2 separate regions of the Mus musculus genome follow, and region 2 is linked to region 1. The links are chromatin contacts, found by Hi-C or POLR2A ChIA-PET in ENCODE. All regions are on one chromosome and are shown on one strand. Each heading gives the region's core, a stretch centred on a gene start or an enhancer-like site at or near the end of the contact. The rest is flanking DNA. Distances are from core to core; before and after follow the strand shown. Region 1 holds the start of Guca1b (guanylate cyclase activator 1B). Region 2 holds the start of AI661453 (expressed sequence AI661453).

Region 1 (5,067 bases), core at 1,546-4,045:
GGTCTGTCTGCGCTGGGCTCACACTAGCTACGCTGTCCAGAGGCTGTACAGCATTGTGGGTCACACCCAGATGACCCCAGTTTTCTCGTCATTTAATTTAATTTAGACAAAAATCGATGACACCACTCCCTCGTGAGGCTCCTACAGCTTTGAGGAGAAGAGGAGGGGGTGGATCTGGGAGGTTTGGAGTTGGCTCTGTGCCCTGTGTCTCATGACTGGGGTCCCACTGACATGGCTGATCCCTCCATCAAGTGGCATTCACACTGAGTCGGTGTGGCACAAGCTCTTCTCCACCAAGGGTCACCGTCCTCACGGTCTCTTCAAATTACCCATGTATCCCCTCAATTCAGAGAGCAATTTATATACTGCCTCAGGGGCATCAGGTGTGGTGTTCCCTGTATTTAATCCCAGTACTCAGGAGGCTGAGGCAGGTGGAACTCTGAGTTCAAAGTCAGCCTGGTCTACATGGTGAGTTCCAGGTTAGCCAGGACTAGATAGGAAAACCCTGTCTCAAATAATACTAATTCTAATTCTAATACTAATACTAATAATCGGGCTGCTGAAATGGCTCAGTGGTTAAGAGCACTGACTGCTCTTCCGGAGGTCATGAGTTCAAATCCCAGCAACCACATGGTGGATCACAACCATCCGTAATGAGAAACAAATAAAGAACTTATGGGGCTGGCGTGAATGGGCCCAGAGCAAGAGGGAGAAAGGGAAGGGGAAAAATTCAACATAACACAATACCATAAAAAGGACTGCAGGACACTGGCCCAGACAAACTCTTAAATGAGGCCCTTTTTCCCATATAATTCTTTTTTTTTTTAATTTTTTTATTTTATGTGTGCAACTGTTTTGCCGGCACACATGTGTACCACAAGAGTGCCTGGTACCTGTGGAGGTCAGAAGTGGGCTCTGAATGCCCTGGAACTGGATTACAGATGGTCATGAGCTATCATGTGAGTGCTGGCAGCAAGTGCTCTTAACCACTCAGCCATGCCGTCAGCCCCTGAATTAAAATACTTCTCTGAAGCAAAGCTCAAGTCTAAGAGATTTGAATACAGATTTTACGCCCTAGGATTAAGAGAGAAGCAAGCTACTTGGGAAGACAGTGAGAGACGCTGAGAACAGGGACCTGGGCTTCTCAAAGGCATTGCCATGAGTTAGGAATGGGGAGGTGGCTCCGTCCACTAGACGCTGGCCATGCCAGTGTGAAGACCTGAGTTCCTTCCCTAGCTCCTACATCAAAGGCTGGGTGTGGGGGTGCGGGGTGCAGGGCTGGAGGCTTAGCAGTTAGGGCAGGTGCTTAATTCTCTTCTCAGCACCTCTGCGGGCAGTTCATAACCACCTGTAAACCCCAGTTTCATGGGAACCACACTGCCCTCTTGTGGTCCCCTCAGGCACTGCATGCACATGCACACACCTATATATGATTTAAAATCATTGCAAACACTGTCTGTAGTGGCACCTACTTACTGTTTGTCTCTGTGCTGAGAGAATAGACACAGGAGGGGGTTGGAGCTCTAGGTAATGAGATGGTGTCACAGAAACAGGCTGGCTGCGCCCTAGGGACTGACACCTGAGGTCAATCTCTGGTCTCCGTATGCATACAAGTGTACCCCTCCATTCGTGAAGGATGCATGCTCTCTCTCTCTCTCTCTCTCTCTCTCTCTCTCTCTCTCTCTCTCTCACACACACACACACACACAATTATTATCTGTGCATTAAGTAATTCAGTGCCTTTTGGCTGCCGGTGCCACTGGAAGGCATTTGATTTGTGCAATTCCCCATGACTTAAAGCATGGAGGAGAAGGCTCAGTAGTTAATTAAGAGTACTTACTGGTCTATCTGAGGACTGGTGTTTGGAACCCACCCACCCTACATTGGGTAGCTTGAAAATATGTGTAACTAGCTCTGATGTATCTGATGCCCCCTTCTGGCCTCCATGGGTACCTATACAACTTCACAGACACACACACACACACACACACACACACACACACACACACACACACACACACACACTGTCAGCTATCCCTTCCATATATATTTTTTAAAAACTTGAAAGTGCTTTTGCAACTATCCACTCTCCTCCCAGGCAAGTGAAGCCCCTGCCAGCATCCCCCAGAGGGAAGAACGGAGCAGCCGCCATCTGAAGGATCCTGGCAAGGTGCTCTTGATCTGAGATAAGAGAGCTTTGGGATCTCTCTCTCCCTTGTACTGAGAGCAGCAGAGGTTCTATCGGGTTTGTAAAAGCATGTCCTTTTGCTGCAAAGCCTTGGCCTAAAAAGCCCAGAGAAAACCCAGACTGTGTGCCAGTGACCTTCGGCCCTCAGGAAGATGTGAGGAGCCAGTAAGAAGAAGGGAGGGACGAATGATGGAGGGCGGCGGGGAGGGTGGGGGCAGGAGGGATGGAGAGGAGGGCAGCTGAGCGGAACTGTAGTCTCACTGAACGGGTGGGTCACAGGTCCTCCCCTGCTGGGTTCCTTACCCCATTCTTGTCGAAGGCTCGGAACATGCTCTCTACATACTGGCTGGCCTCCTCATTGCCCGTGACCTTGAAGAAGCGCTTGAACTCGTGCATGAAGAGCGTCCCACTGGGACACTCCACGACAAACTTCTTGTACCACTCCTGCAACTCCGCCACATCCATCTCCCCGGCCGCCTCCGCCTCTTCCCAGCTCAGCTGCTGCCCCATCCCGGCTTTTAGAAAGAGACTCAGCCAGGCCCGCTACCTCCTCCAAGTCCTCCGCTGACCTTAGGCTCCTCTCTCCTTGGTCTGAGCAGCCCTTTCACTGTCTCGGGGAAACTGAACTTGATTGGTTGTGAAGGGACCTCCAGAAGGGAGGGGCAGACCCCGGGCAGCTTAGCGGTGTAAAGACCATTAGGAGATTCCTGGGGAGGTCTGACCTCCAGAAAGCTAAGCTTCCTCTGCCTCGCCCCTCCACAGGTCCAGTGAGAGGCAGGCTATGAGGGTAAGAGCCTGGGGGATGGGGTGGGGTGGGGGCAGGGCTCTTGGTCCACCAGTGTCTGCAGCTCCCTTACAGACCATGCCTGAATCTTGAAGGACAGATGCGTCTCTCCAGCCCTTCTCTCCGTGATTGCTCCCATCCACTCCTGAGCACTAACCCGCGGGCAGGACCCAGGAGAGTGGTCCACAGTGTCTGCAAGGGCTCTGATACTAAAGGCCACATGACCTTGCTTTAAGCAGCGGTTACACATTCACTAGGTTGACCAAGCACATAGTTATTACATGCTGAATCAAGTACATATTCATTGCTCATGACTATAATCCCAGCACTGGAGAAGCAGAAGGGTCTCGAGTTCAAAACCACTCTGGGTTGCCCTGTTGACACAGGGGGACACTCCCACTCCCACCGCATCAATAACAAAAACAACCAAAGTAGATATTTATGCTATCTTTTAGATTTCATTTTTTGAGACAGGTTCTCACGTTGCAGTTCTGGCTAGCCTTGAATTCACTATGTAGACCAGAAAGGCCTTGAACTCACAGAGATCTACCTGTCGTCTCTAACTCTCAAATGCTGGGTGCTGGGATTAAAGGTGTTTCCTACCATGCTTGGCTAGATCTTATTTTTATTTTATGTAAAGAAGTGTGTGTGTGTGTGTGTGTGTGTGTGTGTGTGTGTAGCATCACATGTGTGCAGTGCTCATAGAGGCCAGAAGAGGTTGTCAGGTCCCCCAGACTGGAGTTAATTCATTGTGAGTCACCATGTGGGTGCTGGAAACTGAATCTGGGTACTCTGCAAGAACAAGTGTTTTTTTAATTATTGAGCCATCTCTCCAACATTTGTGCTTATTTTATTTTTTTTAAAAATGTGTTTTTATTATTTTAAAAATGTATGTGTGTGTGTATGGTGAGGGTTGTGCTCATGAGAGTGCAGTGCCCACTGAGGCCAGAAGAGGGCGGTAGATCTCTTGGAGCTGGAGTCACAGGCAGTTGTGAACCACCTAACATGTGTGCTCATATCGGAACTCAGGTCCTCTACAAGAGCAGAACAAGCTCCTAACCACTGAGCAATACCTCCAGCCCATTAGAACCTATGTTGGTTTTTAAGCCGTGTGAAGTAGTGCACACTTGTGAGCCTGTCCTTGGGATGGATGCTCATTGTGGAATTGGCCTGACCTCATGGCTCAGTGATCTTTGTCACCTGACACCCTGATTCCTTTGAATCTCACCATTAGTCTCCAGGTAAGGCCTCTACCTCCACTGTCATCCTTTCCAGGACTAGACACGTTTTCTCCCATGTCCCACATTTCTCTGGGCCTGAGGTTTGGGCTGGTGCTTTCCTTGTGCCCCACTGTTGTCTGCAATGGCCCCTGTCCCTCCTCAAACCACCTGCCCCAAGGCTGGAGAAGATGGCTCAGTAGTTAAGAGTCCTTTCTACTCTTCTGAAGAGACTGAGTTGGGTTCCCATTAACCACACTGAACAGTTTACAACTAACTGCCTGTGATTCCAGTTTCAGGGGGCTCCAATGCCTCTTCTGGCTTCTGCAGGCACCTGATATACATACCATCAAACACACACACCTAAGTAAAAATGAGGAAGAATGTAAATGTCTGTCCCTTTGAAGCCATGCCTTGCTGTTTTACTTTTTTCCCTCTCTGTCCTTCAACAGGGATGTCCCTGACTCAGGCAGCATTCCCATGACTGCCAAGTGAATGACTGGCCCTGCCCATGCCAACTCATGGGCCCTTGGCTTCCTCGGTTGTTTTTTGTTTGCTTAGCTAATTCTTTTGGGTCTGTGTGAGTACAGGCACACATGTACACAGCGTGTGCACGTAGAGGTCAGAGGGCATTTGCAGGAGTTGTCTGCTCCCTTTACCTCGTTGACTTAGGGTCTCTCTTATTTCTGCTGTTCTGTTTCCTATCCCTGCAAATTTCTAGAAGACTCTCCTGTCTTCCCATCTCCTAGTGCCGGGAAAGCAGATACATACCACTGCAGCCAGCCTGAGCTCAGAACACCAGGTTTGTGCCAACCAGCCCTTTTGCCTACTGAGCCACCTTTCTGCCCTCTACCCACTTAGCTCTAAAGAGCGTGGCC
Region 2 (5,067 bases), core at 1,591-4,090, 51 kb before region 1:
AGGAAGATCGATGGGGTCCAGGAGTTCAGGGCCACCCGGGGCAACACAGCAGGTCAACAAAAAGCTGCTTCAATGATTTGAGTGTAATAAACTGTGATTTAGACACTAGGCAGCAGCTACTTTAGACTCTAACAGTCTCCTGCAGCTACTTAACGCCTCCTTGAAGCAGTTTCCTTTCCTGTCTTGAAAGCTTGCTATATACATGACCACAGGCAGTCTAAGCTAGCTGCCTTCAACCTGTGGGCCGAGACTCCTTTGGGGTTGCGTATCAGATGTCCAATATATCAGATATTTACATGACAAATCATGACACTAGCAAAATTACAGTCATGTAAGTAGCAACAAAATACTTTTATGGCCGGGGGATCACCCCAACATGAGGAACTGTAAAGAGGGCCCCCGCCTTGAGAGGCACGGCTCTAAGACTCAGTACTGTCCCCACAGAACAGCAAACAATGAGGAGCAAGCACTATCGCTGACACAGAGGGAAGGCTAGCCTACCCACTGCCATCCCAGAATCCCCAACAACCCCAAACCTCCGTAACAAGGAGGTGGGTTTGTCCTGCCTGTGAGCACCCCAAGGGAGCACTGGAGAACACAGGAGAGCCAGGCTGATGTCCACCCCTTCCCAAACCCCAGCCCAGGCACGCACAGCCAAGCTGAGTCAGCTGAAGGCCCAGCCCTGCCCTGGGGACAGGGAGGAACTGTCCCCTAGACTCCTGCCCTGACTAGACTGCTAAGAGCTTACAAGGTATCCTGTCCCTCTTCTCTCTCCAGGCCTGATTCCGACCAACAGTCCGATCATCCAGACAAAATAGGGAGGAAATGTGAAGAGGCTGTTCCGAGACTCTTTGAAGAGAAAGGGGTGGTGGTGGTGGGTGGGGACTGGTTTTTCAGGCATTCACCCCCAAATCCCTTCCTCCAGAGAAAAATCAGAAAGCCTGCTAGAGTCGGGCTCTGCCTGGGTCCAGATGTTGGCTCTCTTGCCAGCAAGACTCTGGGGTACTGGAAATTCTCTCACTTGCTTGCTGGTGACAGCTACATGAGTTAGGTGTCTACTGAAGAGCATCTGTTCCTATGCGCTGGGAAAATCGCAGCTCTACCATTTAAATCTTGCGGTCTTGGACCAGGTCTGTAACATCCCTGTTCTTTGGCGTCCTCATCCAGAAAGCCAATAATAGCATCTTACACTAGACAGAGACTCAGTGAGTCAAAGATCAAACGTTTTAGGAGAGTTTGCACCTAGGAAAGGTGGGTGACAGTTTGCTATTGATGTCTTCCTTCAGGCCAAGGAAGGTGTTGGGGCATCCCAGAGTACACTTAGGGTTCACTTGCCAGCACTGGTATCTTCTTTGCCTAGACACGCCCCCACTTGGTCCTGCTCTCTTCCCCATTACTGAAACCTGTGCTCTGTCAGAGACAGCCTTCCCTCTCCACTCTGAGGCTAGGTTCCCCTCAGAAATGCCTCTTCTCTTTCTCATGCACCTAAAGGCTGTCTTCCAGCAGAGGCCCCCAAAGGGCAGGAGGGCATACTCTTAGTTTTGCTTGCCTGCTGGTGAGAGATCTTTAGGTCAGGGAAAGGTGACATCTTGTTCTTGCCCTGGCCCCCAATGTAATCATTTGGGTGTTGAACAGAACTCCAAGTACCATAAAGGTGATGAGGAAGGCAGGTAAAACTAGGGAGTGATTGGTGACACACCCCTGTCTCCCACTTCAGACACCAGAAGCATGGATCAAAAACAAGAAGTGAGTACCGTTCCCCCATTTTCCCGGGGTTCCCCCCAGTTAAGAGTGTATAAACTGGAGATTGACAAAGAGATAGGAGTGTCCCATAGCCGGAGCTGGGGAAGGGCCAATTTATTTCCAGTAGTTTGCAAAGACACACCACCCTTGATTCAAAGGGTCCGCACTCTCCTCTGTCCCACCTCTGACTCTTCAGTCCGAGACCATAGACAACCCAGATCCAAGAGGACCTGGGCAAGAGCATGTGACACTCAGCCCCCTTCCCTCCCCACCCCCAACCAAACCAAACAAAGCTAATTTGATGTCGCAAATGGCTGGCAATCTGCTAACAGTGGCCTGCTCGCTGACTTTCCTTTCTCAAACAGAACGAACGGCAAGGGCACCTGAGGCAGGCTCTCTCTGCGGGACAGAGGAAGCGGAAAGGACTAGGGACAGACGTCTAGATCTCTGACTCAGAATGCGGATATGTGGTAGGAGACACAGCAAAGACAGCCACACAAACAGAAACCCTACCAAAGGTTATGAAGGGAGACAGGGAACGGCAGGTGAGGGCGGCAAGGATCGGCGGCCTCACTTCAGGGGTTCCCTGCACCTCTCTGACTCGGGCTGCCGCGCCTCCTTCCCCTTCCCAGCATCTCCTCAGCCGGTCCACAGGTTCCAACGTGTCCCTGCCCCAGCCCGCTTTCCCAGCGCCCAAGTGACGCCAGAGCCAGGAGGGAAGAGGCGCCACGGGGAACTCTCCCTTGTTTTTTTTTTTTTTTTTTCCCCCAGCCGGGGTGCACTCACCAAAGTCCCTGGTTCCCTCCTCTTGGGCCTCGTGGGTGAAAATCCAGGGTGGATTGGTGGCGTAGAGGGACGTGGTGGAGGGGTGGGCGTGCTTCTTCCCAAAGAGTTTGCTGAAAGTGCCCTGCATGGTCTGGTTCTTTTTCATGCTGCTGCAGGCCGATCTGTCCCCGAGGGAAGGACCTTCCGTCCCTAGGCCTGTCCTGCTCCAGACTGAACCCCGCAGCGTCTTCCCAGGGGACACTAGCAGGCCATGGTCCCCAGCCGCGCTCCCCGCCCGCGCACCCGGCGACAGGTGGTGCGGGCGCCGCCGCCGCTCGCCTGGAAATGCGAGCTACCTGGACAGGTAAGAGGCTGCCGCCCGGAGCCGGCCCCGCCCCGCCGCCCAACTCCCCGGGCCACATTCCTGCCTCCTTCCACAACAGCCTATTGTTGGCACCGTGCGCTGCGCGGAGGACCTCGCCCGGCCCACGCCCTGCTGGGGAGCAGAGCCGCCCCCTGCCGCGGGTTCCCTACCGGCACGCCCGATCCACCCCCACTTTTTTTTTTTTTTTTTTTTTTTTTCTGGACCAGGAAAAGCCCAAGGCGAGTTCCTTGAGTCTGTGAGCCCTTCCTGAGCAGATCAGGGTGGACAGTTTAGAAATGACTTGCATCCCAGAAAAGTACCTGCCTGGCCAAGCTAGCATGGCCCAGAGCATCCCGTGGGCCCTCTGACATGTGTGAGGGAGACTTCGATGAATACAAATGATGAATACACAGGAAGTTAGAGGCCAGGTAGAGTTAAGAAATTTCTGCACATTTTTTTTCCTTTTTTTTTTTTTTTTGTTGTTGTTGTTGTTGTTGTTGTTGTTGTTGTTGTTGTTTTTTTGTTTTTCCGAGACAGGAGTGCTGGGATTAAAGGCTTGTGCCACCACCGCCCGGCTAATTTCTGTACCATTTTTTGTTTGTTTGTTTGTTCGTTTGTTTTTGGTTTTGTTTTTGTTTTCGAGACAGGGTTCCTCTGTATAGCCCTAGCTGTCCTGGAACTCACTTTGTAGACCAGACTGGCCTCAAACTCAGAAATCTGCCTGCCTCTGCCTCGAAAGTTCTGGGATTAAAGGCGTGTGCCACCATCGCCCGGCTAGTTTCTGTACCATTAGAGAACACAGGAAGAAACTATCCTCATGGTTAGGCCTCCATATATATTAATATACTAATATATTAAATATTTAACATATTCAATATATAATTATTTTATATATTTCATATTGTTTCTTGTTTATTATTTATATTGTGTATATTATTAATATATTAAAGATAATATATTTAATACATTATATAGTGTGTATATTAGAGAGACCCTGCCATATATGTCATATACATACATGTATGTATTATGTATGTATGTATGTATGCATCTATCTATCTATCTATCTATCTATGTATGGCAGGGTCTGTCTATTATGTAGCCATTGCTGTCCTGAAATTTGTAGACCAGGCTGGACTTGAACTTATGACTATCTCAACTCTGTCTCCCAAGTGCTGGGATTAAATGCTCAGACCACCAAGCCCGATCTTAATGTATATTTCATGAAATAAAATTTAGTCTTTGGCAATTTCATACATAAACAATGTGTCTTGAGCATATCATGCAGGCTATCCCTCTCCCACTCTTCCCTCCCATCCCTTTCTCCTCTTCATCATCCCTCCCCGCCCCCCTTTAAATCTACTGGGTCTAGTTAGTGCTGCCTATCAGAAAGTTGACTGATCTCATTGGCCTGAGCCTGTATGGATAACCACATTGTAGTCTGTTTCAGAACACAATGACCACGTCATGCCCTGAACACAGCTCTAGAAAATTTGGTATTTTATAGACACCAGATTCTTCTCTCCTGGAATATTCTTTTGAGACAAAATGTTACTTTGTAGCTCTGGCTGGCATGAAACTTTCTATATAGACCAAGCTGGCTTTAAATTCATAGAGATCTGCCTGCCTTTGCTCCCAAGTACTGGGATTAAAGGTATACTGCATGCCTGACTATGAATGTAATTTTTAGAAACCAGATTTGGGGGGGCTGAGGAGATGGCTCAGAAGTAAAGAGCCCTGGCTGTCTTTTCAGTTCCAAGCAACCACGTGGCAGTGGATAGTGATCTGTAGTTCCGGTTACAGGGGATCAGATGTGTGCACTGCACACACACAGGCAAATACTCATACACATTAAAATTTTATATATATATATATATATATATATATATATATATATATATATATATTTTTTTTTTTTTTTTTTTTTTCCCCCAGGCAGGGTTTCTCTGTGTAGCCCTGGCTGTCCTGGAACTTACTTTGTAGACCAGGCTGGTCTCAAACTCAGAAATCCACCTATCTCTGTCTCCTGAGTGCTGGGATTAAAGGCGTGCGCCACCACGCCCAGTTAAAGATATATTTTTTGAGATAGGGTCTTACTGTACAGCTGTGGTTGGCCTTGGGTTTACAGAGACCCACCTGCCTCTGCCTCCAGAAGATTAAAGGTGTGTGCCACCAGGCTAGGCATAAATAAAGTC

The links. A loop is a pair of places that touch in the nucleus more often than their neighbours do. ChIA-PET counts read pairs that join two places held with the same protein, here RNA polymerase II (POLR2A).
Region 2: POLR2A ChIA-PET joins it to region 1 with 14 read pairs in Patski. The contact joins the promoter of AI661453 here to the promoter of Guca1b in region 1. A Hi-C loop is called at or near these places in 1 of 37 maps with a recorded cell type or tissue (CH12.LX). POLR2A ChIA-PET finds 5 or more read pairs at or near these places in 3 of 5 experiments (Patski and embryonic stem cell).

The regions. Positions count from the first base shown.
Region 1 is chr17:47,383,121-47,388,187 of GRCm38, reverse strand. It overlaps Guca1b (guanylate cyclase activator 1B), which reads right to left and starts at 2,795. Exons shown (of 4, transcript NM_146079.1): 1 at 2,492-2,795. The coding sequence starts at 2,698.
Region 2 is chr17:47,434,412-47,439,478 of GRCm38, reverse strand. It overlaps AI661453 (expressed sequence AI661453), which reads right to left and starts at 2,840. Exons shown (of 5, transcript NM_145489.2): 1 at 2,530-2,840. The coding sequence starts at 2,674. It also overlaps a transcript of 1700001C19Rik not described here.